Linked DNA regions of Homo sapiens: region 1 is linked to region 2. Evidence: chromatin contacts called from ENCODE Hi-C or POLR2A ChIA-PET data. All regions are on one chromosome and are shown on one strand. Each heading gives the region's core, a stretch centred on a gene start or an enhancer-like site at or near the end of the contact. The rest is flanking DNA. Distances are from core to core; before and after follow the strand shown.

Evidence for each region. A loop is a pair of places that touch in the nucleus more often than their neighbours do. ChIA-PET counts read pairs that join two places held with the same protein, here RNA polymerase II (POLR2A).
Region 1: a map of adrenal gland shows a loop between it and region 2 (5-fold over the local background). The contact joins the promoter of NTNG2 here to the enhancer-like site in region 2. A Hi-C loop is called at or near these places in 1 of 168 maps with a recorded cell type or tissue (adrenal gland). POLR2A ChIA-PET finds 5 or more read pairs at or near these places in 1 of 52 experiments (OCI-LY7).

What each region holds. Positions count from the first base shown.
Region 1 is chr9:132,158,968-132,164,745 of GRCh38, reverse strand. It overlaps NTNG2 (netrin G2), which reads right to left and starts at 2,688. Exons shown (of 8, transcript NM_032536.4): 1 at 2,507-2,688. LOC124902291 (a long non-coding RNA gene) reads left to right here and starts at 3,046. Exons shown (of 2, transcript XR_007061826.1): 1 at 3,046-3,130; 2 at 4,143-4,288.
Region 2 is chr9:131,400,979-131,406,816 of GRCh38, reverse strand. All of the region lies in intron 1 of PRRC2B (proline rich coiled-coil 2B), which reads right to left. Among named protein-coding and RNA genes, the nearest start is that of PRRC2B, 9.8 kb to the right of the region's middle. RefSeq lists an enhancer at 4,559-5,550. Within about 2 kb of position 3,921, at least 27 of the 41 ENCODE cell types and tissues checked have a DNase peak (open chromatin) inside an H3K27ac peak, as active enhancers do; they include adrenal gland, where a contact is called at or near this core.

The sequences.
Region 1 (5,778 bases), core at 1,439-3,938, 760 kb before region 2:
GACCATTTTCCCCGTCTCACCTCTGGCTGTTTAAAGGGGAACCTGTTACAGAGCCTGCCTGGCCTTGAAGGCGCTCCTTGCTAGAAAACTCTAAGACAGAACGTGCCCGGTGTCTATTTTTGCAACCTGAGAAAATGTAGTAAAAATAAAATAGCGCCGCCGGCAAAGGTTTGGATGCCTCTACCCGAGCTCGCGCTGCCCAGAGCACAGCACGTTCCTAATTAATTCTTCCAGCAGTCGACTCCTAACTGTTCACTAACAGGTAGGGATCTCCTGGCTGCTGGGACAACCAGGACGCCGGGCTGCGGCTTGCAAGGAGGGCGCAGCTGCAACCTTCCTTCAGCTGCAGGACCCGCGGCTGCTCGGGGCTTGCAGGGCGCTGGACGCCGCCGGGCGCGGGGAGGCAGCGAGGCCCGGAGGCCGGGAGGCTGGGGCGAGCGGCGCGCGCGGCGCAACTCGCAAATCTATTAATTGCAGTCCTGTTGGTTTAAATGCCACGCATTCCCTGGAAAATAAATAAATTTAAAAAACCCTAACAACAACAAAATCTGCCAGGGGAAAAATGTGTTTACAACTAGTCAATCAATTGGGCGTTGCTGGCATCGCAGGGGGAATTACGAGCTCAGCACACGAATATTGCAGGCGGGTTCTGCCAAAAAGAAAAAAGAGAAGGGGGAAGAGAGGCAGGAGTCCCCGGATAACGAGGAGGAGCGCAGAGAGTGAGGAGTCGGCAGGGAAATTTTCAGAGTAAGAAGCTGCATCCCGGAGGATCGTTTTCTCCGTGGAAAATTTATCTTCACCTGATATTATTAAGAAACTGCAGCTCCCAGAAACAAATAGAATCAATGTGCTTTATTTTCTTTTAAGAGTCCTCAGGAACCAAGGGGGGCTGATAGCCAGGGTATTAAAACTCGAAAATTAGATTTTATCAGGATTTCTGAACTCAGATTTCTCTGTCTTATTGAATTAGCGCCTCCCGAGCTGGCTGGGCTCGCCAGCAGGTTCCTCTTGGAGTTGCCTGCTGCGCCCTCGCCGTGTGGGAAACTTGCCGCGGCGGGCGCGGGGCCCCTGGGGGCACGGGAGGGAGGGCGCTGGGGGCTCCCGGGGCTAGGGGGGATACTCAGCCCACCCCGGGGTTCCCTCTCCCTCCTCGGCAGGGGCGGCAGAGGGGGGTGAAATCTGCTTTCAGGGGAGAGTGGCGGTTGCCGGGAGGGAAAGGGAGCTTGGCCGGCGGGGTCACCTTCCCGTCCTCTGCCCCGGGCGGGGTCCAGCGGGCGCCCCGCGCTCACTGTAGCCTCGGCGGGCCTCTTAATTCCGGCGGCCCGGGTGTCCCCCCGCTCCGGAGCGGGCCCTTTATCCGGCCCCTGGGTCCCCGCCCGCGGGAGCCCTGGAAAGTTGGGCGCGGGAGGCGGGGCGCGAGCAGCAGCTCCCGGGTGGGTCCCGGCGGGCCGCGGGCGGGGTCGAGGCCGGGGCCAGGGTCGAGTCAGTGCTTCGGGCCGGCTGCGAGCCCTGTGCCTAGGACACCGACGACCCGGCAGCCCCGCAGCTGCTTTTCGTCTTCCCAAAGTTGCGTGCAAGCCACGGCAGCAATTAATAATTAAGCCCGTAATAAAGGCCCGGCCGGGACTGAGGCGCCCCCTTTTTCGGCACTGCCTCTCTTAATTAAAAGACACAGAGCAGGGCGCCCAGGAACTGGCTGTATCCTTTGCCCCGGCGCTGCCGCCTGTGGCGACCCGGCCGCCGCCGCCCCCAGCCCAGACGGCCAACTTACTCCGGAGCGGGCGGACCCCGCGAGCCCGCGGTCCTCTCTTCCCGCCTTCCCGCCGCCTCTGCTCCCCCCACCTGCGCGCCGCTCAGTTCCAGGTTCGACTCCACGCCGGCCCCAAACCAGTGCCTGCGCCCCCTCACCTCCCGACCCCCTCCCGGCGCCGGGAGAAGTTTCCAGCCGGACTGGCCGGGAGTTTCTCTGTGCAACTCACAGGCTCCCAGTTTGCAGAGAGATGGGAGGGCACGGGATGGGGGTGGCTCTAAGCGGTGGCGGTGGAATTGGGGTGGGGGAGAGGCGCGGGAGCAGGGTTAGTTTCCTTTTCCGAGACACATCCGAGCATCCTTGCAACATCCCTCCCCGACACACACACACACACACACACACACACACACACACACACACACACACTCTGTCTCTCTCTCACACACACACACACACACACTCTCACACACACGACGGAAAGGACCCGGGGGAAGCTGGCCAGAAAGACAAGCTACCCCTTTAAGATGCTGCTAAGAACGCACCCTCACACACCCCTCTGGGGCGACTCCAGTTCTCAGCTCGTAGCAGCCGCCACCAAACAACTTTTGCATCCGAGCCTTTGCCGGGCCGCTGTAAGTGGCTCCCGGGCCCGGGCAAGCCTGCATGGTCACCGAAGCCCTTTAAAAATGAAACCGGCCTGGCCAAGCTGCAGCCTCTCCCCCCGCCCGCCTCCCGGGCTCTCCCCGCCCGCCTTACCCCGGCTCGGAGCGGCTTCCCGGCGCGGAGACCTGGGAGGGCCGAGGACCGCCACCCTCCGGCGCTGCGCCTCCCCCCTCGGGCTGGCGCTGGGTGGGGGCGCGGGCCGAGGGCTGCGAGCCGCTGCTCCTTCCCCGCGCCGCTCCCGCCGCTGTGGCCGCCGCCGCCGCCGCCGTCAGATCGGGGCCAGGGAGCCCTCCGGCCGCCGGGGGGGCCGCCCGCAGCCGTCCCGGAGACGCGGGCCGGGGGAGGGGGCCGCCCGCGCCGCCCGCATCGCCCGCCCGGGCTGAGCGGGAGGTCGCCGCTAACAAGTGCAAACTTTTTGGCCCCCCTGGGCGGCCCGGGGAGGACCCGCGCTCGGGCGCCGGGCAGCCCCCGGCCCGGGTGGGCTTCGCGGCGTCTCGTCGGGGAGCCGGGGCATCCCCCCGGCGCGGCGCGGGCCAGATGGCGGGCGCTTCACTGCCCCCCTGCACTCCGCTCCAAGTTAATGCCGAGGCTAAATCCTCTTGCCATCACTCACGATCACCATCGGGGCTTTTATCTCTCGGTCTGATCCGGGCTGCGTAACTTCCTCTGTGTGGCTTTAACACACCATCCCACCACGGAGCAACGGTCTTCTTAAAGGTGCAGGAAGGAAATATTGCGCGGCTCGGGGGACGCGCCACGGCCCGGGGAGGGGCGCGGCGAGCAGGGGCGTCCCGGCGGGCCCGTGGCCAGGGTGGCCCCGGCAGCCTCTGGGGGGTCGCTGCCTAAACATCGCCTCCCGGCCCGGGGGCCAGCGGGTCCCTGCGCCCAGAGCGCATCCTCAGCCGGCTCCGGTCAGGCGCAGCCGGGCTGCAGCTTCCTCTTCCAAAACCCGGGGGCCTGCCGGGGTGCCAGCGCCCATGGGTGTGGGGGCTGCCCCATCGGCACGAGGGAGGGGGGCCAAGTGAGTCAGTTCCCCCACCCCCCACAGCCAAGGGCTCAGGGCTGCTCCTCGGTCTCTCTCTGTGAAGTGCTGCCACCCAGAAGGCCCCAAGCAGTGGGTACCGGGGTGGGTGGGTGGATTTGGGGAGATGGGGAGGGGGAGCGATCTGAGCGCACAACCAGAGCCTGAATACCAGCTGACACATCGCCGCCTCCACCCTGATGGGCCCTGCTTTTGACGAAGCCAAGCCAGCTCTGCAGGGAGTGCAGAGTAGTGGGGCAGGAGGGGCCTGGCTGAGGGGTTCTCTGTCTCCCTCCCCTGCAAGCATGGGAGGCAGGTGTGGGAGGGCTCCGGTAGCAGCAGCCCCGGGCAGAGGCCACCGAGTTCACAATATCATATCCGGCAGCCCTGGGCTCTCTGATCCCCAGGAGGTTTCCTGCCAGCCTGCCTCCCAGGGCTTCTGGGAGAGTTTCCACATCTTCCAGAAGCACATGTGGTTTTCGGACACTCCTGGCCTCCTGGGGTGGGCTCACTGCAGCCTTGAGCAGCCAGCACTGTCATTTGGATGCATCAAGAACAAAGGGCCTGAGGACAGACAGAGAGAGAGGCAGAGAGAGAGAGACCAGCCCAAGGTCACAGAGGGTGTTGGGAATGGAGCAAGACATGGCACCTCAGTGCCCCGCCCTGCTGCCACCCTTCACCTCCACCTTAACCCTTCCCTGTTCTCAGCTGCCCTGAAAACTGGAGACGGAGTTATACTGCTGAATAATATTTGGAATCTTGTGACAAAACAGGAAGAGGATGCAGAATTAAAGACTGTCATCTGCTGTAATAATAATAATAATATATTTATTGAACACCTGTTTTATGCCAGACTCCATGCAAACCAGTTTGTGTGCATTATTCACTGAATCTTCGCCAAAGCCCTGTGACTTCACTGCTAGTAGCAAAGCCTCAAGTTAGAGATGTTAAGTAACTTGCCCAAGGTCACATAGCTAAGGATTGTGGCCGGGGAGGCAGGGCTTTTGGGTTTCTGGGTGATGCTCTCTCACTGGCCTGGCTGGCTGGTGAACTTGGAACACGGCCCAGACTGCTTTGGGGCTCAGTTTCCCCATATGTGAGATATGAACGGTAAATCCTTCTTTTTTCAAAGAGGGGTCAAAAAACAGGGCCATTGTGTGCCTCTACCTGCACATGCTCTCAGATGCCTACCACTGGAGATGGGCCTATCTCACCAAGCAGCCCAGGAAGGCAGACATGGGCCCACCCCTGGTTACCTGTTCTATGCAGGAGGAAGCTCCTTGGGAGAAGAGAACAGATCTTGGTGGTTTGATTTTTAAGCATTCAGCCTGCAGGCAGCAGTGAAGGGCAGGGTGTGGGGCTCCTGCACAGGGTGAGTGATGACCAGGGTCAGCCCTCAGCCTGCTGTCACCCCAGGGCATGGTCATCAATCCCTGGGAACCACCCTGCTCCTCCATCATCACTGTGGACTGGATGCTGTCAGGAATGGCCAAAGAGATGGAGGAGCTGCTTCTTACTTGTAGTTCATCTAAACACAGTGGAGGAACCAGGGGTGCCTCCTCCCTAGCACTGCCAGGATGGTTTCAGTGACCCATATGTAAAGATATGTGCCACTAGAAACAATTTTTAACATGCCTCCCTGCCAGCCCCCACCTCACCAATACTCCCTGCCTCTGCAACAAGCTGATGCCAACAGGCTTTTTTTCGGGGACCTATGCCAGAAGCTGTCTTCTGGTTTCCTCATTTCCAGACCCCAGGATAATGGAAAGAGCACCGCACTGAGAGTTGGGATAATGGGCTTTTCTTGGCTCAGCCCTTACCATGCTGTGTGGCTGGGGGAGATCCCTTCCCTGCTCTTGGCTTCAGTTTCCCCATCTGCACGATGAGGGGATTTGTCCAGGAGGGTGGTCCCTCTGCTATGATCCTGAGTTGACCGCACTCCACAGCAGCCTCCAGGAGACGATGTTCCTTTCAAGTGAACCATAAAGCACTTATTTTCCAAGATAGGGAACAAATAGGATTTCAGCCTTGCGGGGACCAGGTGGTTGACGGACATTCATTTTTAAACTTCATTAAGGTAACTTCTGATAAATGACCTTTTTTCTGGCAATGAAAAGAAGCTGAGCACCAGGGGCAGGAAAGTGTTAATGAATCTCCCTGAAAATAACCGCTGGCTCCCCTCTCACCAGCAGCCTAATCATCCCCTTCACTGGTGGGATTTTGGCTCCAATGCACAGTTTTAATTTGAATTGTGTATGTGGAATTTGCTATCAAAAAGCATCTGCAGAACAATGCACTTAATTTTATTCCATCTATATTTTTGAAAAGGATTTGTATATAACCA
Region 2 (5,838 bases), core at 2,672-5,171:
GGCTGTATTGTAACTGTGACACGCCTGTATTGTAACTGTTACATTGTTTTTAAGATCTCGGTGAACTGAGCAACATAGTATCAACACCATATACTGTTCCAAGTTGACTAGGTTTCCTACACTGCACTAACACTGCATCCCAGAAATTACGCCAATCTTTGCAGCAATGCTGTGAGACAGGTTCCGTATCCATTTGGGGCAGATAAGAAAACTGAGACTTAAAGGAGCAAAAGACATGATTTGTTCAAGACCTCATAGCAGGTAGGTCTAAGTGGCTGAAAGGAACACTCCTGTCGGCCTGAGGTCAAGTCAGGGCTGTTGCTGGCCCAGCTGCAGTCTCCCTTGCAGCCAGAACCCACAAACTGCCTTAACATGCCTACCTTCATTCCTTCCAAGACATTTACCTGAAACTCCCCAAGAACACAACACAACAGACTAGACACAGGGCAGCTGCCAGCTATCAAACGCCCTTGCTCGTGGGAACAGACATCCGCAGTGGTGTTCATTGTGGAGAGATGTACAGAAGAGCCCTGATGCACCTGCCCATGGGAGGCCCTTGCTAGTTAAGGTGACTGAGCTCCAGGAGGTGAGGGCAATGCGCTACGGGTCCAAATCTTTAGCATGTAGCACAGTGCTGAGCACATAATTAGAAACCCCAACACCTAGGTAACAAACAAGCCCCAAGTGTACAAAAGCCTGCCTGCTCCAAACCCCCGGGCCCCCGGGGAGGGCTGAATCCAGGAACCATTAATAGCTGCGGTCTATGGAGAGCCTGCTGTCTTGTGCCAGGTGCCCTATCAACTCTGCAGCACATGACCCTCTGAATCCTTTCCCAGGTCCTATGAAGGTGTTACTATCACATTTTGCAGAGGAAGAGAATGGAGATTCAAAAAGATTTAAAAGCTGGCCCCAGGTCACCCAGCTTCTAAGTGGTAGAACCTGGACTTGAAGGCAGCTGACCCCAAAGCAGGGCTTCCAGTGTGGGGTGCTGCACTGTGCCTGCAAGGGAGAGCTACTCTCCACCAGGAAGAGGGGGCATGGCATTCCCAACTCTCCCAGCGAGCTCTCTCTGAATTCCAGCTAACAATAACCCCCCCAGGAGCCAGAGCAGTGTAATTCCAAACCGCACCTCCTCTTGCCAGAGCACAAATCCCCGCCAGCCTAGCCTGATGAAACACCACCACCCAGGCATTCCAGTGCTTCATTTCTGCAGTCACTTCAACCAATGGTGTGATCTCCTGGAAGAACTAAACCAAAGTGGGGGGCAGGAGGGGTGGCAAGTGACGCCAAGAGGTTGAGTCGAGAAGTGAGATATGCACAACAGCCACTATCAGGAGCTGCAAAAGCGCCAACAGCAATGAATATTAACAGCAACAAAACCACCAAGGACTGTGAAAGACGGGGCTATGAGAAAACTTAAAATGGAGGCCGTCTCTGAATTTTATGCACCAGGCTCCAGTGTATAACAGTTGGAAGAAAACAGGCAGCAAGGACAATCATTTTACTTGATACAGAAAATCAACCTTAGACCTGGCTGTGTCTATCGCCTCCTTCCAGCTCCCACAGTGGCCTTCACCTAACAAGACACCCAGAGCAACTCCTCCAGTGGCCGCTTCTGCACTGTGAACGGAGCTGCTGTGTCTGATCGCTGTCTGCCCAAGCTCACCAAAACATCAGACCCTACGCTCACCACAGAAAGCCGCAAACAGTAGCTTTTGATTGGAAAATGTGCACACCCAAAACAATCCAAAAAGCCTGTTCATTTAGAAAAGCCCATAGTCCAGAAACATACGCTCACACATATAAGCTGATACAAAGTTTTCTGAAGAGAAATCTGGCAGAATTCTTACCAAAAAGCTATTCAGTTGAAGAGTCCACACTGCAGAACCACATTCTCACACTTACATGCTTACATACAAATTGTATGTTTTTGAAAACAAATCTGGTACAGTTTGACCAAAATTGTGTAATATTCCAAAACTACAAATAGCCCAAATGTCCACCAGTAGGAGACAGAGGTTAAATCAAGTATACCCACAAAATATTCTCTGCAGTTGCTAAAATAGATAACATAATCCGTCTGCGTAGCTGTCAGGGAGCACGCTGAGACATTTTATCACGTGAAAGGGCAGCAGCATGCTTGAAGAATACAAACGTGCATGTGGATAATGTGGGTTTTTTTCTGGGAGGAATCCCAAGAACTTCCTCACACTGGTTTTTTTTTCAGAGAGAGTGGGGAAGAGCCTTTATACCTCCCTGAGCAACTTGAATTTTCTTTTTAAAAAGTCAACTGGGGGCCGGGTGCAGTGGCTCACGCCTGTAATCCCAGCACTTTGGGAGGCTGAGGCGGGTGGCTCGCCTGAGGTCAAGAGTTCGAGACCAGCCTGGCCAACATAGTGAAATCTCGTCTTTATTAAAAATACAAAAAAATCAACTAGGCATGGTGGCGGATGCCTGTAATCCCAGCTACTAGGGAGGCTGAGGCAGAAGAATTGCTTGAACCCAGGAGGCGGAGGTTGCAGTGAGCCAAGATCACGCCATTGCCTTCCTGGGCAACAAGCAAAACTCTGTCCCCACCACCAAAAAAAAAAAAAAAAAAAGTCAACTGGGAATATCTAAACCATGGGATTATAAACGATTTTTTCTTCTTTTACACACCTGTATATTTTTTAGAAACCTAACATTATTTTTAAAACACTTAGTGTGGCAGGTCTGTTCACATGAATATGGAAAAATGGCTGGGTGTGGTGGCTTACACCTGTAATCCTAGCACTTTCAGAGGCCAAGATGGGAAGACAGCTTGAGGCCAGGAGTTCAAGACAAGCTTGGTCAACATAGCGAGACCCACCCCCACATCCCTAAGGAAGAAAAAAAAAGTATTACTGAAAATAAAAATAAGAGAAGTTACGCTTAAAAATACGTATGGAAAAATACTGTGATATTTTGAAAATGCCAAGTTGCAATACAATATAGTATATCCCATTTTTGTTTTTTAAAAAACCTCCCTACATGAGGCCATATTTATACGTGCACTGAGCCTAGAAGGATAAACAAAGCAAATTTATCAATAATGGTTACTGCCTGGGACATTGGGGAAAAGCTTTCATTTCTCTTCAAACACTTGGCTTTTAATTTTGTTTTTTTTTTTTTTTTTAAAGTATGGGCCAGGCGCAGTGGCTCACGCCTGTAATTCTAGCATTTTGGGAGGCTGAGGTGGACAGATGGCCTGAGCTCAGGAGTTTGCGACCAGCCTGGGCAACAAGGCGAAACCCCATCTCTACTAAAATACAAAAAAAAATTAGCCAGGCGTGGCGGGATGCACCTGTACTCCCAGCTACTCAAGAGGCTGAGGCAGGGGAATTGCTTGAACCTGGGAGGTGGAGGTTGCAGTGAGCCGAGATCATGCCACTGCACTCCGGCCTGGGCAACAGAGCAAGACTCCACCTCAAAAAAAAATAAATAAATAAATAAAATAACCTGTATACTTCTGCAATTAACATTTTACCAAAAACAAACAAACAAACAAAAAACCAGAAAATACCACATTATGATTCAGGACACTATCCTCTTCCCAAGGACTTCTGAACACTTGGCCCATTCAGTCCACCGACAGGTCGGTTGGGCAGGCAGGCAGGAGTGATGATGCCCCTCCCAGACAGGCCTGTGCTTTCTGCCCTGGCCTGGAACACAGCTGTTCTTTAAGCTCTGAACCATATGTAAACAACACCTGCCGAAAAAAGTTCTGCAAGACACAAAGGACCCATGGAAAGAGTCCTGGAGATGACCTCCTTTTTCCAGTAGGTCCTGCAGCGATCCATCCCATGGTTCTATACAAAGAGATGATCCTGAAGCGTGTCGGGAAGTTGACGCCGGCTTCCCGGAGGCACAGTCATTCTCTGCCCTCCTCCCTGCTGGCCACTGGCCATACAAGAATGCTTGCATAATGTTCACCATTCAAAGGGCCTCGGCACTCTCTGGAAAGCAGGCTGACCCACAAGTTCTCTTCTGGGACCCATACATTTCTGATTTCCACATAGGAACACATTTTTAATGTTCCAGGGCTCAGCACACTATTTTCAATAGGTGCTTATTTCGAGTCAGCTACATTTTCCAGAATGCCTTCCCTGACTGCCCCACACCCAGACTGAGGTGAGCTTGGTTTCTGCGTGGGCTCCTATAAGACCCCCTTCTCAGACACCTGGCACACAGTGATGAATGGGAAACAACAGAATTCTGCTTCCGGATGCATTTACTCACTCCACTGGGGGAAAGGACCATTCAATACATGAAAACAAAACTATCTACAGGCTGCTGCCCGTCGCTGAATGAATAAATAAAATGTGGTAGATACATGCAAATAAGAGAATATTATTCTGCCTTAAGAATGAAGTTAGTTCTGACACATGCTGCAACATGGATGAACCTTGGAAATACTATGCTAAAAATAAGCCAGACACAAAATGACAAATACTGGATGATCTCACTTACATGAGGTACTTAAGAGTATTCGGTTTCACAGAAAGAAAGTAAAATGGTTGGCAGGGCAAGGTGGCTCAACATTGCCACCATGGGATTACACATGGCTGTAATTCCAGCACTCTGGGAAGCCGAGGCAGGCAAATCGCTTGAGCTCAGGAGTTCGAGACCAGCCTGGCCAACATGGCGAAACTCCGTTTCTCCTAAAAATACAAAAATTAGCCAGACCTGTAATCCCAGCTATTCAGGAGGCTGAGGCAGGAGAATCGCTTGAACCCGGGAGGTAGAGGTGCAGTGAGCCGAGATCGTGCCATTGCACTCCAGCCTGGGAGACATAACGAGACTCTGTCTCAAAAATAATAACAATAATACAAAAATTAGACCAAGCACAGTGGCTCACGCCTGTAATCCCAGCACTTTGGGAAGTCGAGGTGGGCAGATCACCTGAAGTCAGGGGTTCGAGACCAGCCTGGCCAACATGGTGAAACCCCGTCTCCACTAAAAATACAAAAATTAGCTGGGCATGGTGGCAGGCGCTTGTAATCCCAGCTACTCGGGAGGCTGAGGCAGGAGAATCTCTTAAACCCAGGAAGCAGAGGCTGCAGTGAGCCGAGATCGCGCCATTGCACTCCAGCCTGGGCAACATCAAAACTCTGTCTCAATAAAATAAAATAAAATATACAAAAACTAGGCCAGGCACGGTGGCTCATGCCGGTAATCCCAGCACTTTGGGAGGCTGAGGTAAGCAAACCACTTAAGGCCAGGAGTTCGACACCAGACTAGCCAACATGGTGAAACCCCGTCTCTACAAAAAAATACAAAAATTAGCTGGGTGTGGTGGCGTGTGCCTGTAATCCCAGCTACACAAGAGGCTGAGGTTGCAGTGAGCCAAGATCGTGCCACTGCACTCCAGCCTGGGCGACAGTGAGACCCTATCTCAAAAAAAAAAAAAAAAGGAGAAAGAATGGTAAGAATGGTGGCCGCCGCCACTGGATGGGGGAGGGGAGTTGGCATCTAATGGGAACAGAGTTTCAGTTTGGGAAGATGAGAACGTTCTGGAGATGGATGGTGGTGATGGTTGCACAACACTGTGAAAGTGCTTCACGCCACTCAACTGTACACTTAAAAATGGTAAATTTTATGTTATGTATACTTCACCACAATTTTTAAAATTCAAATAAAGAAAAAAACACCTATTTACAAGTTGTGAAAACTGCTATAAAGAGAAACTGTAGGGGGCTCCGAAGAAATCACAGGAGGCTGAGGCAGGAGAATCGCTTGAACCCGAGAGGTAGAGGTTGCAGTGAGCCAAGATCGCGCCATTGCTCTCCAGCCTAGGCAACAAGAGCAAAACTCCGTCTC